Regions from separate parts of the Homo sapiens genome. Here regions 2 and 3 are each linked to region 1. A link is a contact called in ENCODE Hi-C or POLR2A ChIA-PET data. All regions are on one chromosome and are shown on one strand. The core of a region is the stretch at or near the end of the contact, and the rest is flanking DNA. Distances in the headings are between cores, read along the strand shown.

The links. Hi-C counts contacts between places; a loop is a spot of excess contacts on that map. ChIA-PET counts read pairs that join two places held with the same protein, here RNA polymerase II (POLR2A). Pooled maps may share reads with other maps.
Region 2: a pooled map shows a loop between it and region 1 (2.5-fold over the local background). The contact joins two enhancer-like sites. A Hi-C loop is called at or near these places in 7 of 50 pooled maps. POLR2A ChIA-PET finds 5 or more read pairs at or near these places in 6 of 52 experiments (IMR-90, T-cell, activated CD4-positive, alpha-beta T cell and 3 more).
Region 3: a loop to region 1 is called in a pooled map, with 5 times the contacts of the local background. The contact joins two enhancer-like sites. A Hi-C loop is called at or near these places in 1 of 168 maps with a recorded cell type or tissue (K562) and 3 of 50 pooled maps. POLR2A ChIA-PET finds 5 or more read pairs at or near these places in 1 of 52 experiments (Panc1).

Annotation. Positions count from the first base shown.
Region 1 is chr5:76,580,793-76,584,065 of GRCh38, reverse strand. All of the region lies in intron 5 of IQGAP2 (IQ motif containing GTPase activating protein 2), which reads right to left. Among named protein-coding and RNA genes, the nearest start is that of F2RL2, 41 kb to the left of the region's middle. RefSeq lists an enhancer at 1,750-1,839. Within about 2 kb of position 1,650, at least 4 of the 41 ENCODE cell types and tissues checked have a DNase peak (open chromatin) inside an H3K27ac peak, as active enhancers do.
Region 2 is chr5:76,370,721-76,373,993 of GRCh38, reverse strand. No RefSeq gene overlaps it. Among named protein-coding and RNA genes, the nearest start is that of IQGAP2, 31 kb to the left of the region's middle. RefSeq lists enhancers at 1,096-1,390, 1,337-2,130 and a cis regulatory region at 924-1,587. Within about 2 kb of position 1,629, at least 6 of the 41 ENCODE cell types and tissues checked have a DNase peak (open chromatin) inside an H3K27ac peak, as active enhancers do.
Region 3 is chr5:76,789,067-76,792,339 of GRCh38, reverse strand. No RefSeq gene overlaps it. Among named protein-coding and RNA genes, the nearest start is that of F2RL1, 28 kb to the left of the region's middle. Within about 2 kb of position 1,564, at least 15 of the 41 ENCODE cell types and tissues checked have a DNase peak (open chromatin) inside an H3K27ac peak, as active enhancers do.

The DNA of each region.
Region 1 (3,273 bases), core at 401-2,900:
CCCCATCTCTACTAAAAATACAAAAATTATCTGGGCACGGTGGCACACGCCTGTAATCCCAGCTACTAGGGAGGCTGAGGCAGGAGAATTGCTTGAACCAGGGAGACAGACGTTGCAGTGAGCCACGATTGTGCCACTGCACTCCATCCTGGGCAACAGAGCAAGACTCTGTGTCTCAAAAAAAAAAAAAATTTTCTCTACCATGCTATCCCTAAATTAAGGTACTTAGGCTACCACAAAATATAGGTTTGATGATAACATGAAGTAAAATGTTTATACTAAACTGTTAATTTTCCCCTTTGATGATAAAGAAGTTAGATAGCTATTTCCAATTACATTTTTAATTTCTCCATTGTACAATGTAATATTAATATAAATCTTACAATAAACAAACATCCTGGCTTAAGTAAAAGTTACCACAAGGTGGTGCTGAGAAGTTAGCTTTCTGAACATGGAAGAATCTTTGCTTTTAAATTTAAGTCTGATATTTTCTTAAGCTAATATTGATCAGGTAAAGATCTCATTTGCATATATCAAAAAATCTCATTTACTAAAAAATTAAAAAAAATATTGTATAGTTTCTGTTTGGCCTCAATTTTCAACTTTTTTTCTTTTTTTTTAAATCATTGATGTTGAGGTTTAAACTGTTAGCTTTGGAAAGATCACTTTTCATGGTATGGGCGTTTTACACCTAATCTCTGTGTGGGAGGTGCTTCCCAGCTGATTACTCAAACGGGCAAATGTTTATCAGGAAACTGTGTTTACCCAGTATTCCCATGCTGAAAAGAAACAGCAATAGCAAACTTCCTTCCCAAGCATTTAAATTCAAATGAGGCTGCTTATTACCTGAAGTATATAGGAAATCAAGTCTTAATCTAAAAAACAAAAAAGCCCATCGAATAGAAAAAGTGCCAATCTCATGTAGCTCTTCAACAGTTAATTTATTAAGCACCGTTTGGTACCTAACAGCCAAGTCAAAGGGCTGAGAGCATTCCAAAGGAAGTCATGGAATTAATGTCACCTTTGCTTCTCATGTCTAAGAGAGCACTTTTTGTGAGGTAGCAAGCCTCCTACCACACCAAAAGCTACAGCACACCTGTGCAGCTGAGTGAGGCCAGCAACGGAGGGGTTGCCCAGAGGTAGCTACCGACTCATTGACCCATGTGCTCCTACTTGTACAAATAATATCACTTAAAGTCCAGGAAGCAATAAAGAAAGTTTTAAAAAATACCATTTAGTGTATATCATGAAAGTAGTATATAGTAGTAGTAGTAGTAGTAGTTGTTATCTACTGAACCAAATTTTTCCATCTTAGTCACATACATTACTGCCAATATCACATGGCATTAGTTTTTTCTACCACTTTCAAGATAAAACTAGTGGTATTAGTTTTTTCTATACTTTCAGGATATACACTAAAAGGTACTATCGTAATGAAATGCAAACTTAAAAGGCAGGAGCTAAATTTATTTCAGCTTTCTTGGATCACATTATGTGTAGCTCATTTTGTACTATAACATGTGGAATGAATGTTTGTATATCAAAGCCTCATGGTAGAGCAGAAAGACCACAGGACTAGAATCCAGAAGCGCTGAATCCTGGTCCCAAAACTGGTAAAACCTCAGTGTGTGACTAAGAGCAAGTCACGTAACCCAAGCTTTCAGTTCCCTTATCTGTGAAATGAATGACTTAGACTACAATAACTTCCCAAGGCCCTTCCCCTTCTCAAGTTCCATGATTCTTCATTTAAAACATGTTAAATATAATAGCTGAGAGGCCTGTGCTGAAGTTCAAGTCTGATACCAGTGTTCTTTTAATTTTCTTAGAAGTAGGGAAATAATTGACTTCTTTTGAAGCCATTGGCTGGCTGAATTCATAATAGCACAGGTTCAGTTCTCACATATCCTGGTTTTTACTAACTGTGTGACCTTCGGCAGCCTCTCTGTGCCTCAACTGCCTTGGTGATAAAATGGGAGTAATAATAGTGACCACTGCACAGATATGTTATGAAGATAAAATGAGATTATACCAGTACAGTATTTTGTGCAGTGCCAGGCACATAGTTAAAAGCTCCATTTGTGTTAACCTTTGTTCTTACTATTCTTTGTTAAATAAATGTGTCCTTTGTATACAAACACTTATTGATAACCTATCAAAGTGGTTTTCTTACTTTTTCCAATGCCAAGAATCTCTATTTCACCACAGACTCCATGTTTGAAATAGTTTTATTTACTGAACCAAATTTTTCCATCTTAGTCACATATATCACTGCCAATATCATATCAAAATCCAGGGTTCTATACCTAATTTTCAGCCCCAAACCAAAGGAATCCTGAGGTAGCCTTATCATAGAGAAATTAGTTCAATTAAACCTCCTGAAGAGTTAAATATACAAACTCCAGAGACTTTAACTTGGAATCAATAGCACGTAAGCTGTATGAAGTAACAAGATGTGGTTCATAGTCTCTTAAGAGCTCAGAATTTAGGAAGACAGAAAGGCATAACCACCATACTAATTTAGGACAGAAAGAGGAGGAAAGGGAAAGGAATGGTTCAGAGCACAGAGAGAATTCTGAGCAAGGAAGGACTTGAAAGAAATAAGCAGGTGCAACTGCCTCCCTCACCTTACTTCCAAATACTGCCATCTCCAGATATCCCTTCTGAGAACCTAGGATTAGAGCCTGTCCTTTGAGCTAAGAAACTGTCTTTGGAAATCTTATTTATAAATGCAAATATGTTCACTGTTAGAGATATAATCAATCTGATATAAGGGTTCAATCAGTTTCTTAGGGAAGGAAAAGGTTCTAAGGGAACAGAGTGTTAAGACAAGGAAAGTTATGCATTAATGCCTGAGGAGCAGGTTCAAAGGCCACCTGGTAAGCAAGACAGCCACCTGGCTGTGTGGGAGCTGGCTAGACAAACTCTACTCCACAAAGCTCCCAGAGTACCTGGACGGCTGGTGAACCAGAAGTGGGTCTGCCAGAGCCATGGCATCACCATTGCACCTGAAAACATGGCTGCTGCGACACAGCTACAGTATCAGCAGCGGGAAGAGTAATCCTATCACAGAGGAGAGGCAGACATAGCTTCCGTTTGTGGCTGCCCATGTAGAAGAATCTCAATGGTCAAATGAACTAGACAGCAAGAAAAGCAGAATCCAGTAAGCTAATAAGGTTAAACTTGAAAAATTAATATAAACACATGACTTTTAAGAGGAATCCCTAGAGAGTGGTGGTTCCACATCTCAAAGCAGAAATAATCAGGATAGGACTG
Region 2 (3,273 bases), core at 380-2,879, 210 kb after region 1:
CAGAGCATGGGGCCTATACTCTGTTTCCCTCCTTAAATGCCTCGTGGCTCCTGTGGCTCTCTGACTCAGTCAAGTGTTATACACTGAACTGTGTGCATTCGGACATAAGCTTCTTCTCTCATCTGTGAGGTCCTAGACAGTAGGGTTTCCCCATGATCCTCAGAGCTGACCACACCAGCACTAAGAGTTCCAGAAGCCTCATCATGTCTACCACGCACACAGCCCTATAAGGGGTCTCTTCTTGGCCTCTCCACCTCCTTTCTGTCCTTTATGACCTCAATGTCACTCTCTCAACCAACCTGTGGTTGAAAATCGACATACAAGGCCCTGCTCCCGGCACTGTCTATACCTCTACCTGGCTTTTTCTCCATCACATGAATCAACATTGAGCCTATGTTTTACTCTTCATTTTTTTCTTTCTTTTCTTTTCTTTTTTCTTTTTTTTTTTGAGACAGAGTCTCACTCTGTCACCCAGGCTGGAGTGCAGTGGCCAATCTCGGCTCACTGCAACCTCTGCCTCCTGAGTCCAAGCAATTCTCCTGCCTCGGCCTCTGGAGTAGCTAAGATTATGGGCACTCACCACCACATCTGGCTAACTTTTGTATTTTTAGTAGAGATGGGGTTTTGCCGTGTTGGCCAGGCTGGTCTTGAACTCCTGACCTCAGGTGATCCGTCTGCCTCGGCCTCCTGAAGTGCTGGGATTACAGGCATGAGCCACTGCACCTGGCCGATTTTATTTCTTGTCAGCCATCCCAGCCCCCAGGAGAATGTGAGGCAAAGACTTGTGTTGTTTCTATTTCACCATTGTATTCTCCACGCCAGGACAGAGTGTGACATACGTGAGGTGCCCTATTTGTCAGATGAATGAATGGTTTATATCATGTGACTCTGCATGTGTGGCTTCAGGTAAATTAATTGATTAAGCCAGGAATTAGCGCCCTTACTCCAAGGCAGCTTCCCACTGGTTGGCCCATGTCCTGTGAGGGTGTCTGGCGTGAGAGCTCTGTCATGGTGACAGGTGGAACCCATAAACCCTACTGGTAGGGAGTTTGTGAGACCTTGAGAGGGAAGACCATGAGTAGGATGGGATTGAAGAAAGGGGCCACAGAGAAAAAGCCACAGAAGCTGCGGCACAGAGGCGGATAGCAGAGACTTTAGTCAGCAGGGACAGAAGCAATGGAAGCAGAGATAGAAAAATGATGAGTCATCCTAATGACAGAGAACTCCAGCCTGATAATCCCAGAGAATGACTCAGAAACCGGTTGAGATGCAAGGGCTGCTGCAGGGCTACTAGAGCTGCTCTTACATCTCAAACGATGTCCTGCATGTCAACAAAGCCCGGCCTGGTGGCTGGTTTGCTCGCTCTTACTTCTCTGCATATCCTAAAAGCAGCTTGCCATTAACCAAGATAGACTGAGGGGCCTCTGGCCCCTTCAACAAAGTCCCTGACAGCATGAGCCCGAGGACCAGCGTGGCCCTTGCCTGGCAGGGGCTCCCAGGGACTGGGCTGTGCTGGCCCTCACCTCCCGTGGGGAAGGCACCTGCACAGGGGTGGAAGTTATCAGGTCAGGCTAGGGCAGATGGCCTTGCTCATTCCAGGAAGCAGTGCTCAGCTGAGCAGTTTCCCTTCAAAGCGTGGCAGTGGTCATGGGAAATCTATGCAATCCCACTTTCAACGTACCCTTTCTCTTTAATGCTGTGCAGAGAAAAGGTCAGAGTGAGGCCTTGTTGCTAAGCCAAGTCAGCAAAAAAAATCCCATGTTTGCCATTCCAGCGTGGCCCTGGAGAGGCTCCTTTGAGGCTGCTGGGGTGAGGTGGGGGAGTCAGAAGGTGGAGTGTGTGCAGAGAGAGGAACATTGCCCCTGTCCTCCCTGCTCTGGGACCTGTTTGTTACTTGGTCTACCACAGGGCCTGGCCCCCTTCCTACCTGCCTGCCAGTCATTTACTGTCCTGAGTCATTTCCCAAGAACATACTTGGAAAGCTTCCCACCTGTCCAGATACAATTTTTCAATATGCTAGTTGTGCTATTATATGTACGTTTTTTTTTTATATTTTATATTTATAAATGTATATTTTTTCTTCATTTGTTTGTTTCATTTTGTTTTTTGAAATAGAGTCTTGCTCTATTGTCCAGGCTGGAGGGCAGTGGCACAAATCAGGGCTCACTGCATTCTCAGCCTCTTGGGCTCAAGCTATCCTCCCACCTTAACCTCTCAAGTAGCTGGGACCACAGGCGCATGTCACCATGCCCAACTAATTTTTTTATTTTTATTATTTTACAGATGGGGTCTCACTATGTTGTTCAGGCTGGTCTCAAACTCCTGGGCTCAAGTAATCCTCCTGTGTTGGCCTCCCAATGTGCTGGGATGACAGGTGTCAGTCACCACACCCTGCCACACATATTGGTTTTCATACACAGTTCCTGGCTCATAACTCCCACAGCCCTTATTACAGTAAAAAGAATATCTCTCTCTCTGGTCTTTCCCTGCCTTCCTTTGACCTCCCCATGGCAGGACCCTAATCTGATTGTGGGTCATGAGACCCTTATTCCAGAGAGGGTCCTGCCCCGTACCCTAGAGGTAGAAATGCTGTACAGAGAGGCCAGGAAGAATCTGAACAGACAGAACAGGACTTGCTGGGTTTAGATCATACCTTTTTTTTTTTTTTTGAGACGGAGTTTCACTCTGCCACCAGGTTGAGTGCAGTGGCATGATCTCAGCTCACTGTAACCTCCGCCTCCTGGGTTCAAGCGATTCTTCTGCCTCAGCCTCCCAAGTAGCTGGGACTACAGGTGTGCACCACCACACACAGCTAATTTTTGTATTTTTAGTACAGACGGGGTTTCACCATGTTGGCCAGGATGGTCTCAATCTCTTGACCTCATGATCTGCCAGCCTCGGCCTCTCAAAGTGCTGGGATTACAGGCGTGAGCCACTGCGCCCGACCAGATCATACCCTTTTTGTCCAATCACATTTGAACCAGGTTATCCATACTTCAATCATGCCTATCCAATGAAGTCTCCATAAATGGCCCAGAAGACAGGGTTCAAGAACTTGGCCCAGAAGACAGGGTTCAAGAACTTCTGGATAAGGCTGGGCATAGTGGCTCACATCTGTAATCCTAGCACTTTGGGAGGCCAAGGAGGGCAGATCACCTGAGGTCAGGAGTTTGAGACCAGCCTGGCCAACATGGTGAAACCTCTTCTCTAATAAAAATACAAAAGTTAGCCAGGTATGGTAGCATACACCTGTAATCCCAGCTACTTGGGAGG
Region 3 (3,273 bases), core at 315-2,814, 210 kb before region 1:
GGGTGATCCTCTAAGAATTCTTTCCTTTCCTATCATCTTTGGTCAGAATAATTTTTTGCTTAATTGATTTTTCTTATTCATTATGGAACATAGTGGGGTGAGAATAGAATCAAGGAAGCAGGAAGGGAACCATCCAAGGAAGAGATGAAGGAAGCAGACGGGGAAGGGAAGAAGACAGATGGGAATGAAGAAAATGGGCCGGAAAGAGGAAACTGATAAGGAGAAGTGGGGAAAAGAGGCAGTAGATAAACCAGGAGGGCTTGGGCCTTGGCCTAGAGAACTGGTGAAAGAGGCTTTTGTTGCTGTTGTGAAACGGGCCCCATTCAAGTCTTCCCTGCTCCCTGAAGCATCTCCAGCCCACTCTGGTGTTTACATCTTCTGAGTTCTGAATTCTGGTCCAGATCTCTTCCCTGAGCTCCACCCTCATCAATCTGATCTCCACCTTGGTGTCTAGTAGATATCTCCAATGCGTCTGACCTTCCCCAACCCTATGTAAGCTCTATGAGGCAGAGATTTGGTGTTGGTTTGTTCACTGCTGTATCCCAGAAGCATGCTTGGCACCAAGCAGACATTCAATAACTATTAGTTGAGTGGATGAATTAATAAACTCCTGTAGCAGCAACAGGCAAGAGTACACAATATGCTTTTACTGCATTGGAATGCTGATGTTTCCTGCTTGTTTAATTTTCCCAGCAGAACTGCAAAAACCCTTTAAGATCAGGGATGCTGTGCTTTTATATTCCTGTTGGCGTTTAGCACACAGCTGTGCCCATTGGTGATTTGTTGACTGATTAAACAGCAAGTCCCACCAACAGTACAAGCTCATGGCTAAAGCCACCTTTCTCAAAGAGTAGGAATCACATGCTAACTCAAGAAAAAAAATATGTTAATTCATATCCACAAACTTCTAAGCACTTCAGCTTGGGCCTTGTGTCATCTTAGTGGTATAATAGTTTTCCTATGTTTGATTCTTGTCCTCTTTAATAGAGTACGTCTCATTTACACATCTGGATTTTAAGCAGAGTTTTTGAGTCTTACTCTCCTCCTATCAGGCCTTCAGTGGCTCACCAGCACGATGTGAGCACACATGAGAAGCTCAGCCCACTCCTGCCTGTAGGCTTCTGACTTTGATTAAAGATAGAGGCCATGCAGTGCTGGAAGCCCCTTGCATACTATGATACAAATCCTTCAAATCCCTGCTAGGCTGAAAGATGGGGTTCTGATTTGCTGCTAGTGACATCACCCTTCTGGTAACCTTCCTCTCCAGATGTGCCTCTGCTCTGTTTATCTTAGAGCCTCATTTCACAGCAGCAAGAAGACACAACAGGAAGCCAATGTCTGAAGCTGTTCCCATCCATGCCAGTTTCTCATAGCCTGTCTTTGACACAAGAGCAGCTCAGAGTCAATTATGTTGGATTCATTCACTAGGAACTTTTTCCCACCAGAGTCCTTGTTGTGGGTGGAGCAGTCTTTTGTTCTAGCTGGTTTGCTGTCTCTGTGGAATTGCTATCAGAATGGCTGTTTGCTATTGGAATGACTAAGAGCTGCATCATTGCTACGTTAGGAAGCAATTATCTGAAAACAAATTCATTTTCTGAGTCATCTAGCCGATTTAGCCTGTGCCACTCTTTCCCCCTTCCACCCCCTAACATTTCACCAGTTAAACAACTAAAATGTCCTCCTATTCATACCTCCTGCTCTATTTGTCAGGAGATTATATATCTGGTTTAGATGGATCAACAGAGTTATTACTTTTCCCTGTGTTACTCAGTCTGTCCTATTCTAATCCTAGATTTATTTTCGAAAGACACATGGTTTTCTGGATTATTTTATCTGGCTTTCACTCCTTTGTGTGCTAGGTGACTAACATTGCACTCATGAGCTCAGCATCCTTGCTTCCTTCTTTCTGCCTTGTTTTAAAGGTATAATATTTTCACATCTTCTTCATATTGCGTATTTGTTTCCTGTGACTGCAGTAACAAATTACCATAAACTAGATAGTTTAAAACAACAGAAATATATTCTCTCACTGTTCTGGAAGCCAGAAGTCTGAAATCTGTATCACTGGTGGAAGCGAGCTGTCAGCAGGGCTGTGGGCCTTTGGAAGGCTCTAGGGAGAATCTGCTTCTTGTCCCTTCCGGCTCCTGGTGGCTGCTGGCTCTCCTTGACATGTGGCCGTATTATTCTAATTTCTGCCTTGGTGGCCACGTTGCCTCCTCTCTTGCTGTGCGTCTAATCTCCCTTTGCCTGGCTTGTGCAAGGACACTTGTGATGGTCCACCCAGATAATCCAGGATAATCTCCCCATGGCAAGATCCTTAAATTAGTCACATACACAAAGCCCGTTTTTCCTTATACAGCAACATTTACAAGTGCTAGGGATTAGGGACTGCTATCTCTGGATGACCATTATTCAGCCAACCACACTTTCAATTCCCTGCTCTCCACAATGCACAGAATATTTTGTATGTAGATTAAAAAGTTGGTGAGGAAGATAAGGGAAGAAAGAGCAAAAGAAAGGAAATAGAGGATAGTCAAAGAGGATTTTTTTGTAATCCTAGCGCTTTGGGAGGCCCAGGAGGGTGGATTTCCTGAGCTCAGGTGTCCGAGACCAACCTGGGCAACCCAGTGAAACCTCATCTCTACTAAAAGACAAAAAAATAGCCAGATGTGACGGCGTGCGCCTGTAGTCCCAGCTACTCGGGAAGCTGAGGCAGGAGAATTGCTTGAACCCAGGAGGCGGAGGTTGCAGTGAGCTGAGATTGTGCCACTGCACACTGTCAGGCTTCTGAGCCCAAGCCTGCAAGTATACATCCAGATGGCCTGAAGCAACTGAAGAATCACAAAAGAAGTGAAAATGGCCGGTTCCCGCCTTGACTGATGACATTACCTTGTGACATTCCTTTTCCTGGACAATAAGTCTCCAGAGCTCCCCACCGAGCACCTTGTGACCCCCGCCCCTGCCAGCAAGAGAACAACCCCCTTTGACTGTAATTTTCCACTACCTACTCAAATCCTATAAAACTGCCCCACTGCTAACTCCCTTTGCTGACTCTCTTTTCGGACTCAGCCCACCTGCACCCAGGTGATTAAAAAGCTTTATTGCTCACACAAAGCCTGTTTGGTGGTCTCTTCACATGGATGCACATGACACACACCAGCCTGGGTGACAGAACTAGACTCTGTCTAAAAAAAGGCCAAGCGCTGTGGCTCATGCCTGTAATCCCAGCACTTTGGGAGGCCGAGGCGGGTGGATCATGAGGTCAGGAGATCG